Regions from separate parts of the Homo sapiens genome. Here region 2 is linked to region 1. A link is a contact called in ENCODE Hi-C or POLR2A ChIA-PET data. All regions are on one chromosome and are shown on one strand. Each heading gives the region's core, a stretch centred on a gene start or an enhancer-like site at or near the end of the contact. The rest is flanking DNA. Distances are from core to core; before and after follow the strand shown.

Region 1 (4,912 bases), core at 1,026-3,525:
AGCTCCGCCTCCCTGGTTCACGCTATTCTCCTGCCTCAGCCTCCCCAACAACTGGGACTACAGGCGCACGTCGCCATACCTGGCTAATTTTTTGTATTTTTAGTAGAGACAGGGTTTCACTGTGTTAGCCAGGATGGTCTCGATCTCCTGACCTTGTGATCCGCCTGCCTCTGCCTCCCAAAGTGCTGGGATTACAGGCATGAGCAACCGCGCCCAGCTGGGATAACTACTTTTTACAGGTTGATATTCTTTTGGACTTTTCCCCTGTGTAAAAATATACTATATTTGTTATGTACATATTATGTACATACAGACACAAATTGGACCATTCTCAGTATAATGATTCTCAGGTTTTTTTTTTTTTTTTGAGGTGGGGAACTAGATAATTATGGACATCTTTCCATACTAGCATATCTAGATCTACCTCATTCTTTTTAATATTTTTGCTAGTATTCCATTGTATGAATGTCCTATGATTTACTTAACCTGTCCATCAATATTTGTTTCCAGGTTTTTGCTATTATAATGCTGCTGCAAAGTACATCCTCACACATCTTTATTTTGTCTATTCATATTTCTGTAAGATAGGTTACTAAAGTTGGAACTGCCAAATTAACACTATCATACTATTTTGTTTTTTAATTTTAATTTTTTAAAAAATGTAAAATGTGCAATTTCAAGAGGAGAAACTTGAACACAAGGAGCAAAATCTATTTTTATAACATCCTATTAAAAGCTTGCTTTACATAAAGATTTTGAAAGAATAGCATAAATACAAGATTTCTATTTTAATTGGATTCTTAGGGCTAATAAAATAATCAGCCTTAGCACTTATTTATTTATTTTTTTTGAGACGGAGTCTCGCTCTGTTGTCCATGCTGGAGTGCAGTGGCGTGATCTCGGCTCACTGCAAGCTCCACCTCCCGGGTTCACACCATTCTCCTGCCTCAGTCTCCCGAGTAGCTGGGACTCCAGGCGCCCGCTACAAAGCCCGTCTAATTTTTTTTGTATTTTTAGTAGAGACAGGGTTTCACTGTGTTAGCCAGGATGGTCTTGATCTCCTGACCTTGTGATCTGCCCGCCTCGGCCTCCCAAAGTGCTGGGATTATAGGCTTGAGCCACTGCGCCCGGCCAGCACTTATTTTTATAATTCTTCATGATTACTGTGTTACTGTCCCATGATATTTCTCAATTTTTAAATTTTTCAAAAAAATTAATCCTTAATGTGCATATTTTTGAATTGTTAATATAACTTTTTGAGGTGATGTCTTCATGTGTTTCAACTACTTAAAAACTTTTAAACAGTATATAATAAAAAATCTTCCAGGCCACTCACACCTGTAATCCCAGCACTTTGGGAGGCTGAGGTGGGCAGATCACCTGAGGGCAGGAGTTCGAGACCAGCCTGGCCAATATATATATATTCATATATTCATATATATATATATATTCATATATTCATATATATATATTCATATATTCATATATATATATATATATATATATAGCAAAACCTCATCTCTAATAAAATACAAAAATTAGCTGAGCGTGGTGATGCATGCCTGTAGTCCCAGCTACTCGGGAGGCTGAGGCAGGAGAATCTCTTGAACCTGGGAGGTGGAGGTTGCAGTGAGCTGAGATGGTGCCACTGCCCTCCAGCCTGAGTGACAGAGCGAGACTCGGTCTCCAAAAAAAAACAACAAAAAAATCTTCCATCCTTGTCTCCCATCCACCCCTTCCCCCCAGCATGTACTTGCAGACTTTATGCATATACAGTGAGTACTGTATATACACAAATAATAAAAAAATCATATATATAATATATGTAATTCCCCTTTACATGAAAGGTAGCACACTGGTCTGTACAGTCTGTCTGCACTGTGCTATTTCACTTTATATTTTTATAGTTTGACAGAGTTCTAACATTTCTTTTTTTTTTTTTTTAACAGAGTCTTGTTCCTGATTGTTAAATTTTAAAGCATCCCAAAGTTTGGTTTCACACTTGAATGAATACCATGTAAGGATTCACTTACATAGATGTGGTTGCCTGAATCTTAAGAATAAAATAACATTGTTTGTATTTATTTAAATTAGTGTTCCTTTTATGGTTTGCCTGAAAGCACAACAAAATCCTCACCAAGATATTACAATTATGACTCCCATACAGGTATACTGTTTAGAGATTGGCAAGCACCTTTTAATTAAAGGAGTCAGCCAGCTTAGTGTGCAGTATTTATTTCTGCCGGAAGAGGGAGCTTCAGGGACAGACTTTGGTTTAGTCATGAAGCCTGCAGCACTCCCAAGCGGTTGTGGTTGACCAAGCAATTTATGCTTTTACCTTTCTACTTCCAGAGGCTTGTTTACTTATCAGTAAGCATTAATTTAGTGTCCCCTCAGATGCCTTTTACTTTCTTCTTTTCTGCCTAGAATAAGCTGCTCTTCCAATTTTGCAGCTACATGTTTCCACCCCAGTTGGAATTTCTCCATAACATCCATTGTAGCTATCCTTCAATCTACAGCCTCTATTTCCTGTTATAGCTGGTCAGGTCTAATCCCTCAAAATACTCTGTCCCCTGCTTCCCTTATCTGCTGGCCACCTTTTTCCCCCACATACACACTGCCATGTCCCACCCTTCACTCAAGTTGTTCCCTGCCACCTCAACAAATTTAAGTCCATAAAATAGAGTAAGTGTTCCTGACTGTTAAATTTTAAAGCATCCCAAAGTCTGATTTCACACTCGAATGAATACTATGTACGGATTCATTTACATAGATGCGGTTGCATGAGTCTTAACAAAAAAATAACATTATTTGTATTTATTCAAAGTACTGTCAAGATATAATGTCAAGATCTAATTCAAAGGTTCCACAAAGCCTTCCTTGACTGCCCCCAACGAAGATTATCCATTTTCCCTGAAATCCCATTGACTTTTCTATTTTGTAAGGAGGCTCGTGAGACTCTGTCTAAAAACAAAACAAAACAAAAAGAAACAATCAAACGGCTTGCTTCTGTTCTTTGATCTGCTAGTAAGCAAAAATTACACATGGTGACAGGAGCTATGTGAGGCTGTCAGGTTGAATGGGAGGAGTTTGGGATCCTGCTTGTGGATGGTTGGAAGAGGCTTTCGGGAAAGACAGTATTTATGTGAGACCTGGAAGATGGGCCTTAGCTTTGCAGAAGGTGGAGAGGCAGGAAATAGCACGGGGGCCCTGGGGCTGGAAGACTTGGGCATATTTGAGGAACAGAAAGGAGACCAGCATAACTGAGGTGGGAAAAGCATGTGAAGAGATGGGGCTGGAGGAGGCCGGGAGTGGTGGCTCACGCCTGTAATCCCAGCACTTTGGGAGGCCAAGGCAGGCGGATCATGAGCTCAGGAGATTGAGACCATCCTGGCTAACACGGTGAAACCCCGTCTCTACTAAAAATACAAAAAAAAAAAAAAAAAAAATTAGCTGGGCGTGGTGGCGGGCGCCTGTAGTCCCAGCTACCTGGGAGGCTGAGGCAGGAGAATGGCGTGAACCTGGAAGGCGGAGCTTGCAGTGAGCCGAGATTGCACCACTGCACTCCAGCCTGGGAGACAGAGAGAGACTCCGTCTCAAAAAAACAAACAAACGAAACAAAACAAAACAAAAATTAGCCAGGCGTGGTGGTATGCACCTGTAATCCCAGCTACTCGGGAGGTTGAGGCAGGAGAAACGCTTGAACTCAGGAGGCGGAGGTTGCAGTGAGCCGAGACTGCGCCACTGCACTCCAGCCTGGGTGACAGAGGGAGACTCCATCTCAAAAAAAAAAATTTTTTTTTTTTTACAAACGGTGTCTCCCTCTGTCGCCCAGGCTGGAGTGCAGTGGTGTGATCACAGCTCACTGCAGCCTCAACCTCCCCAGCTGAAGCCATCCTCTTGCCTCAGCCTCCTAAGTAGCTGGGACTACAGGCGCGCACCTCCAGGCTTGGCTCTTATTCTTTTTATTGTTTTTGAAACTATAGAACCTATTTTTAAAAAATGTTTTGGTTGTTTTTATTGCTGCTTTTCCTTTTGGGGTTAGAACACAAGTTTTGATGGGAAACAGGTTAGAACACATTCATCTCTTCCCATAGCGATGGTCATAGAAAAACGGGGCATATTTATAAACTCTCAGTTGATCTTAAAATGTGCAAAAGCTGCCGAACTCCCGGGAGTGAAGGGCGAAGCTCGTTAGCATCAACTGTGGCTGGGGAGTGACCGTAGGCAAGAGGGAGGGGCAAGTGTGACTCAGCGCTGTGTGGGCCAGTGTTTAGAGGCCAGCGTGTCCCTGCAAGCACGTGGGACAGTGGTCTGTTCTGCACTGTGCGTGACTCCTCGAGGAAGTCCACTTACCAGTTTCTCCTCACTGGTATTTTTGGGAGTTTCTGAAGAATGCTTGCACTCTTCACAAATCTGTGCTTGTTGTCATTTGTCACTCAGCCAGCTGGCTGCCTTGGGAGATTCTGCCCATGACCTCTGACATCTTAGACTTGGCTTCTCTGGGTTGCCTCAGGGATCTGGCTCTTTCCTTAGGACAGCTAGACATGGGGGTAGTGAAAGGAAATTGCAACGCGGAGAAATCACAATTGTGTGCCGCAGATATTAATGCTCCAGGGTCCTGCTCCTTCCCTGGGGGATCTGATAGGTCATTCCTGTCTTTGGCCCAGAGCTGACATCCTTCCTTAGCTATATCCCCCAAACCTGGAGCCAAACCTCACCCCCTTCTGTGGGGCCCAGTGTAAGGAGAAAAAAAAAATTTACCTCCCACCCAGATGACATCATCATAACCTCCAGATGATGTTATTACCATTCTGCTCTCAATGAAGACAAAGTTAACGCTAGTTTGCAGGAATTTTAGCATATGTATGTATGCATATATATATATATATATATATATATATATATATAT
Region 2 (5,135 bases), core at 2,136-4,635, 190 kb before region 1:
AAAAAAAAAAAGGTAATGAGAAAAACAGAACAAAAGAAAATGAGAAAGTCACTGAAGGATTTTTTTTTTTTTAGACAGGGTTCTGCCCTGTCACCCAGGCTAGAGTACAGTAGACAGATCACAGCTCACTCAGACTCAACCTCCCGGGCTCAGGATCAGGCTGTGTGCCACCACACCCAGCTAAGTTATTTCTTTTTTGTAGAGATGGAGTTTTGCCATGTTGCCCAGGCTGCTCTCAAACTCCGGGATTCAAGTGATCCATCCGCCTCTGCCTCCCAAAGTGCTGGGATTACAGGTGTAAGCTACCCAGCCCAGCCCTCTAAAGAATATTTAATCTGGGAGAGAGACAGAAACAAACACTGGTTCGGATCCACTTGTTAAAGGGTGTGTACTGGATAGTAGAAAGGTGATGAAAGTTAAAAAAGAAAGAAAAGAAAAAGATAAAAAGGTGTACAGTAGAGAGAAGCAGAAATGAGACTGGTCGGAAGCTACTACGACGGCACGCGTGAGAGATGGCAGTGCCTAGCCGGGGTCACAGAGGAACCGAGGAACCGCTCAATCAAACGTATGAAGGAGGACAGTGGAGAGGCGGCAAGAACAGCCAACGGTAGGGAAGGGAGTGAAAGGGTGTGGCGCACAGCCCGAGCTCCTGGTTTGGCAGGGTTGTAGTGGCGGGGGTTACTGAGATGGGGCTCCCCCTGGGGACTTGTGAGCTCCTCTGGGGCTCACTGAGTCTTGAGAACTTCTGGCAGCCCCGCCAGTGCTGACTGGACAGGGGGAAGGAAGGCTGAAGTGCTCTCAGGATGCACAGTCATGACAGGAAGGAGGGGTCTTCCTCCAGCTGAACACCTTGGCCACTGCGGAAGGCACGGGAGGAGGCGCAGACCAAGCCAAGCTTCTCTCTACTCCCGCCACTTCCTCTGCCCCTCAGCAAAGTTCACGGCGGGCGGGTGGGGGACAAGGGAATGACTGTGACATTATTACAGAGACGCCCTTGGAGCTGCCCCAACGCACTTTTTTTTTTTTTTTTTAAGTAAAACATTGGCCAACTTCAGCATCAGTTTAAAAAAGTGCATGGGACATACAGGTAACAGGGACTTGGCCCCTGGCCTCAGGACATCAGGCCTTCGGTCACCGTCCACCTCCTCCCTCCTCCATTTCAAGGGTACCCCCGGTACCCCTTCCTCAGTGACGTCCTTGGTGGACAAAGACTATTTCCTACTACTTCTTCTTCTGCTCTAAACTGCTACACAGAGGTGGTTGCAGAAAGCCCCAAAATGGTGCCCCCCAGGAGTCCAGCAGCAACAGGCCGAGTCTGCAGGCAGGTGGCACCCCGGTCCCACCAGCATTTACTCCGCAGGCCACCAGGGCTAGCCCTCCTTGCGTCTGATGCTAACATACACCCTGCCCAAATCCATCAGAAGAACAGAATGCCCAGAAATGGCCCTTCCTGGCACCAAACCCTCCTGGACTGAGAATGCCACCCCTTCCTCCTCCCCAGCCACTTCTGATGGGCAGGAGACTGGGACAGAAGCATCCAGGAGAGAAGTCTTCACCCCCTAGACCAGCGCCTGGGCACTGGCACTGGAACAAGGCATCTAAACAGAAGCTCACCCCCAGCCAGGCAAGCCCCTCTTCCCCATTCTCAGTGCCCAGATGCACCCCCCGAGAGCAAGTGCCTGCCCTTCCTGGAAAGACACCACGTCCACTTAACTAAGTGCATGCACAGCGATTTCTCAGACTCTTTCATGTCCTGCTGGGACTTGGGTGTCCCTCTGTTTACTTCTGACGCTCTCTATGCAAATATCAAGGTAACACATTCAACCTACTCTAAGGCCATGGTCCTTACTCCTCCCTTTCCTGGCCACATGGCCCTGGACAAGGTATCCCTGCACCTGGCTCCCTCCAGCCCCAGCCACCCCTTATGCAAAGTGAGTCCCAACACTCCTGACACCCAAGCTCCCTCACCCACAGGTAAGGGGCCTGTCCAGACCTTGGCTGTGGCGAACACACAAACCACAAATGGCATGTCTACACTGGTGCCCTCTCTGTGCCCGGGATTCTAAGATGGACCGAGAGTTCTTGGTTTAGTGGGGAAGAAATGATTGCCAGTTAAAACATATTGAGCATTTACTGAATGCTTACTATGTGCCAGGCCCCAGTCTGAGCTCATTAGAAGCACTTACTGCCCTTCACAGCCTTAAGAGAGGGGCAATAAGGCTGGGCACAGTGGCTCATGCCTGTAATCCCAGCACTTTGCATCACGAGGTCAGGAGATCGAGACCAGCCTGGCTAACATGGTGAAACCCCGTCTCTACTAAAAATACAAAAAATTAGCTGGATATGGTGGCAGGCGCCTGTAGTCCCAGCTACTTGGGAGGCTAAGGCAGGAGAATGGTGTGAACCCAGGAGGTGGAGCTTGCAGTGAGCCGAGATCGCGCCACTGCACTCCAGCTTGGGAGACAGAGTGAGACTCCGTCTCAGAAAAAAAGAGGGGCAATAGTATCCACTCCCTAACCCTGATAAGGCAGGAACGGGGTGAGTGACTTGCCCAAAGCCTCACAACTGGCCAGAGGCATGGCTGGGCTGCAGCCTGGCTTGTCTGATGTGGGTGCTGGTGCTCCTCACCACTGTGCTGGCTCCACTCAGAAAACACTAATACCGTACATGGAACAGAAAATCAAAACAGCAGAACAGATTCGGGTGCTAAGATACTGCAGCAGACTGAATCAGGAGGAAGAGGAGGAAACCCAGAAAGCCGCTGGAGTCAGCATCTCCAAAGCCCAGCGTCAAGAATAAGCAGGTCCCACAGGGTAGGCGGGAGGGAGAAGAGGCTGTTCTGAACAGAGGACATAGAGATCAACACCCAGGGGCAGGTGGAGTGGGGCCCAGAGGAAGACCTGCCAGGAAGCCTGAGGCCAGGGAAGAAACAGAGAGAGCCAGCCTGGGAGAGCCCCGGAGGGCGGCAGAGAATTTCCACAAGGAAACTGGGATCTCAGAGAACCAGCCCAGTACAGGGTGACCAGGATCTCAAGGTGAAAGGACTGAGCCTGCCAGTGATCTGGGGCTCAAATACCACAGGACCCCAGGCACAGTGACAGTGATCAGGCTACAAAGACGAGTGTTTCTGAATCAGAGGTCTGGCCCCTAGCCCCATGAAAAGACTCAGGGGTCCTCTGACACAGCTGAAGTTTTCCTGGCTGGACCAGCAGGGATCAAGATCTCGAGCATCCAAAACCAGCTGTCAGCCTGTCCTGGCCCAGGAGAGCTGCTCGAGGACAGCTTTCATGTTGCAACAAAACAAACACACCTATGAACATGTGTCTGACCTGAATACGGTGCTTAGCAACCAATCAAGCATTGAAACCAACAGCCGGTGTTGAATCATGGTGACAGCCACCCAGAGCGAGCGAGAATGGCTGTCCTATTTACACACACAGACACACACACACACACACACACACACACACACACACACACACACACGGCCACCTGATGGCACTTCAGGAGGACAAGGCCTGCAGGCTACAGGCTGGGCTCTCTGGTGTGCAGGGATCAGAGGGTGGCCTTCCCTGACATCTCTGAAAATGGCAAAGGCTCAAAGGTAAACAGTGAAACAAAAAACCCAAAGCCATCAAAAGACTCAGGACCTAGAGATCTTGCTGGGGCTGGAAAGGTTGGGAACCCTTAGAACAGAGCACTTCCCCAACCTGGCGATGCCCTTCGAGCCCAAAAGCATTAGTAAGGCAAGCTGAGATGCCCAGGCAGCCAGCAGAGAGCAGGCAGAAGGAGGTGGGCAGTGGTGGGAGAGAGCATGGAATGGGTAGAAGTAAAGCACAGGGGAGTGACGGAGGCCAGAAACGCGTTCCCCCAGTGTCATCGAGTAAAGACGGATGCCCCAGCACTCCCTGGACAGCCCACTGCGGTCTGTGGCTCTGCAGCAGAGAGGGTCCCTTCAGCACCCAGCACAGCCAGCCGAGGAGCTCTCAGTGGACAGGCGTGTGAACCCACGAGTCCAACGGTGCGACTCCATCAACAGAGACCAGAAGTCAACACAGGATTTGTAGGAGAGTGGCAATTTCCCTTTACGATATTCTCTGAGATTCAAAGAAATATAATTTCAAAGCAAGAGAAAACATGATTCCAAAGGGAAGACATTCACGCTTCATTGCAGTTTCTGAAGAGCGCCCCTTACTGAAAATGGGGCACAGTCTGAAGTTTAACATGGTGATGATGGAAATTAAAAACAGGATCTCTTTTTTAAGTAGAGATCTGCAAACCGATGCAGGAACTGTCCACGAGCCCAGAACCCATCAGCCTTGGCTCAGTTCCAGCCCCACCTCATCAGCAACTCCAGGAATTCATCCCTGTTAGTTTTAGCCCCTGAACAAGGATGGTAAATAGAGGGTGAGCAGAGGCTTTCGCGCAGTCGACCTGTGCCAGGTCCTTACTCAGCTCCGACAGCGGGTGTCCAGGTGTCTGTGGGACCAAGCGCTATGAACATGGCATCCACGCAGGCCCTCCCACGCTGGGTGCACACGGCCAGGAGTGCTGCCCAATAATGCCTGCCACGAAGCCACCAAATGCCGACAGACTCCCTGCCAACCGGCTGGATCTCAGTTCGAGTGCGAGTAACGTGCGTCACACACACCCCCGTCTCCGGCAGGATGGAGTCTATACCTCGGACACTAGCAAAATGAGCGACAGAGAGAAGCATCTCAGCAGGAGGGCAGGTGGCCCTGTTTTCTGACCTGAGACGTAGCCGCAGGGCCTGGGACTGTTCACTTCCCAGAAGCTGCGGGAGCCATGGGGTGAGCAGAGCCATGCTGCCATCTAGTGCGCCCAGCAGCTCGGCCAGCACTTCCCACTCCAGAGGTGGCTCGGGGAGGCGGTGATTCCAGAAAACCCTGGACCAACCCCGGCCAGGAAGCAGTGTCCCCGAGACCATGTTTGCTACAGAGCCATGCATCCCTCCTGAGTCCTTCCAGGATGGGCAGATCCTGCCGGACTGGAGTCAGCGGGGAGTGACGTGCACAGGACAATGACCCAGCGAGGCTGGATGCAGCTGTGAGACAGGCTGGGGTCCAGCCCTGCCACTGCAGCCATGCAGAGTCAGAGGCTCTCCCTCTCTCCAC

The links. Hi-C counts contacts between places; a loop is a spot of excess contacts on that map. ChIA-PET counts read pairs that join two places held with the same protein, here RNA polymerase II (POLR2A). Pooled maps may share reads with other maps.
Region 2: a loop to region 1 is called in a pooled map, with 2.1 times the contacts of the local background. The contact joins two enhancer-like sites. A Hi-C loop is called at or near these places in 2 of 50 pooled maps. POLR2A ChIA-PET finds 5 or more read pairs at or near these places in 4 of 52 experiments (MCF 10A, PC-3, activated CD8-positive, alpha-beta memory T cell and 1 more).

Annotation. Positions count from the first base shown.
Region 1 is chr12:124,904,299-124,909,210 of GRCh38, reverse strand. No RefSeq gene overlaps it. Among named protein-coding and RNA genes, the nearest start is that of UBC, 7.9 kb to the left of the region's middle. Within about 2 kb of position 2,275, at least 7 of the 41 ENCODE cell types and tissues checked have a DNase peak (open chromatin) inside an H3K27ac peak, as active enhancers do.
Region 2 is chr12:125,093,330-125,098,464 of GRCh38, reverse strand. The region is part of intron 5 of AACS (acetoacetyl-CoA synthetase); the gene reads right to left. Among named protein-coding and RNA genes, the nearest start is that of AACS, 30 kb to the right of the region's middle. Within about 2 kb of position 3,385, at least 2 of the 41 ENCODE cell types and tissues checked have a DNase peak (open chromatin) inside an H3K27ac peak, as active enhancers do.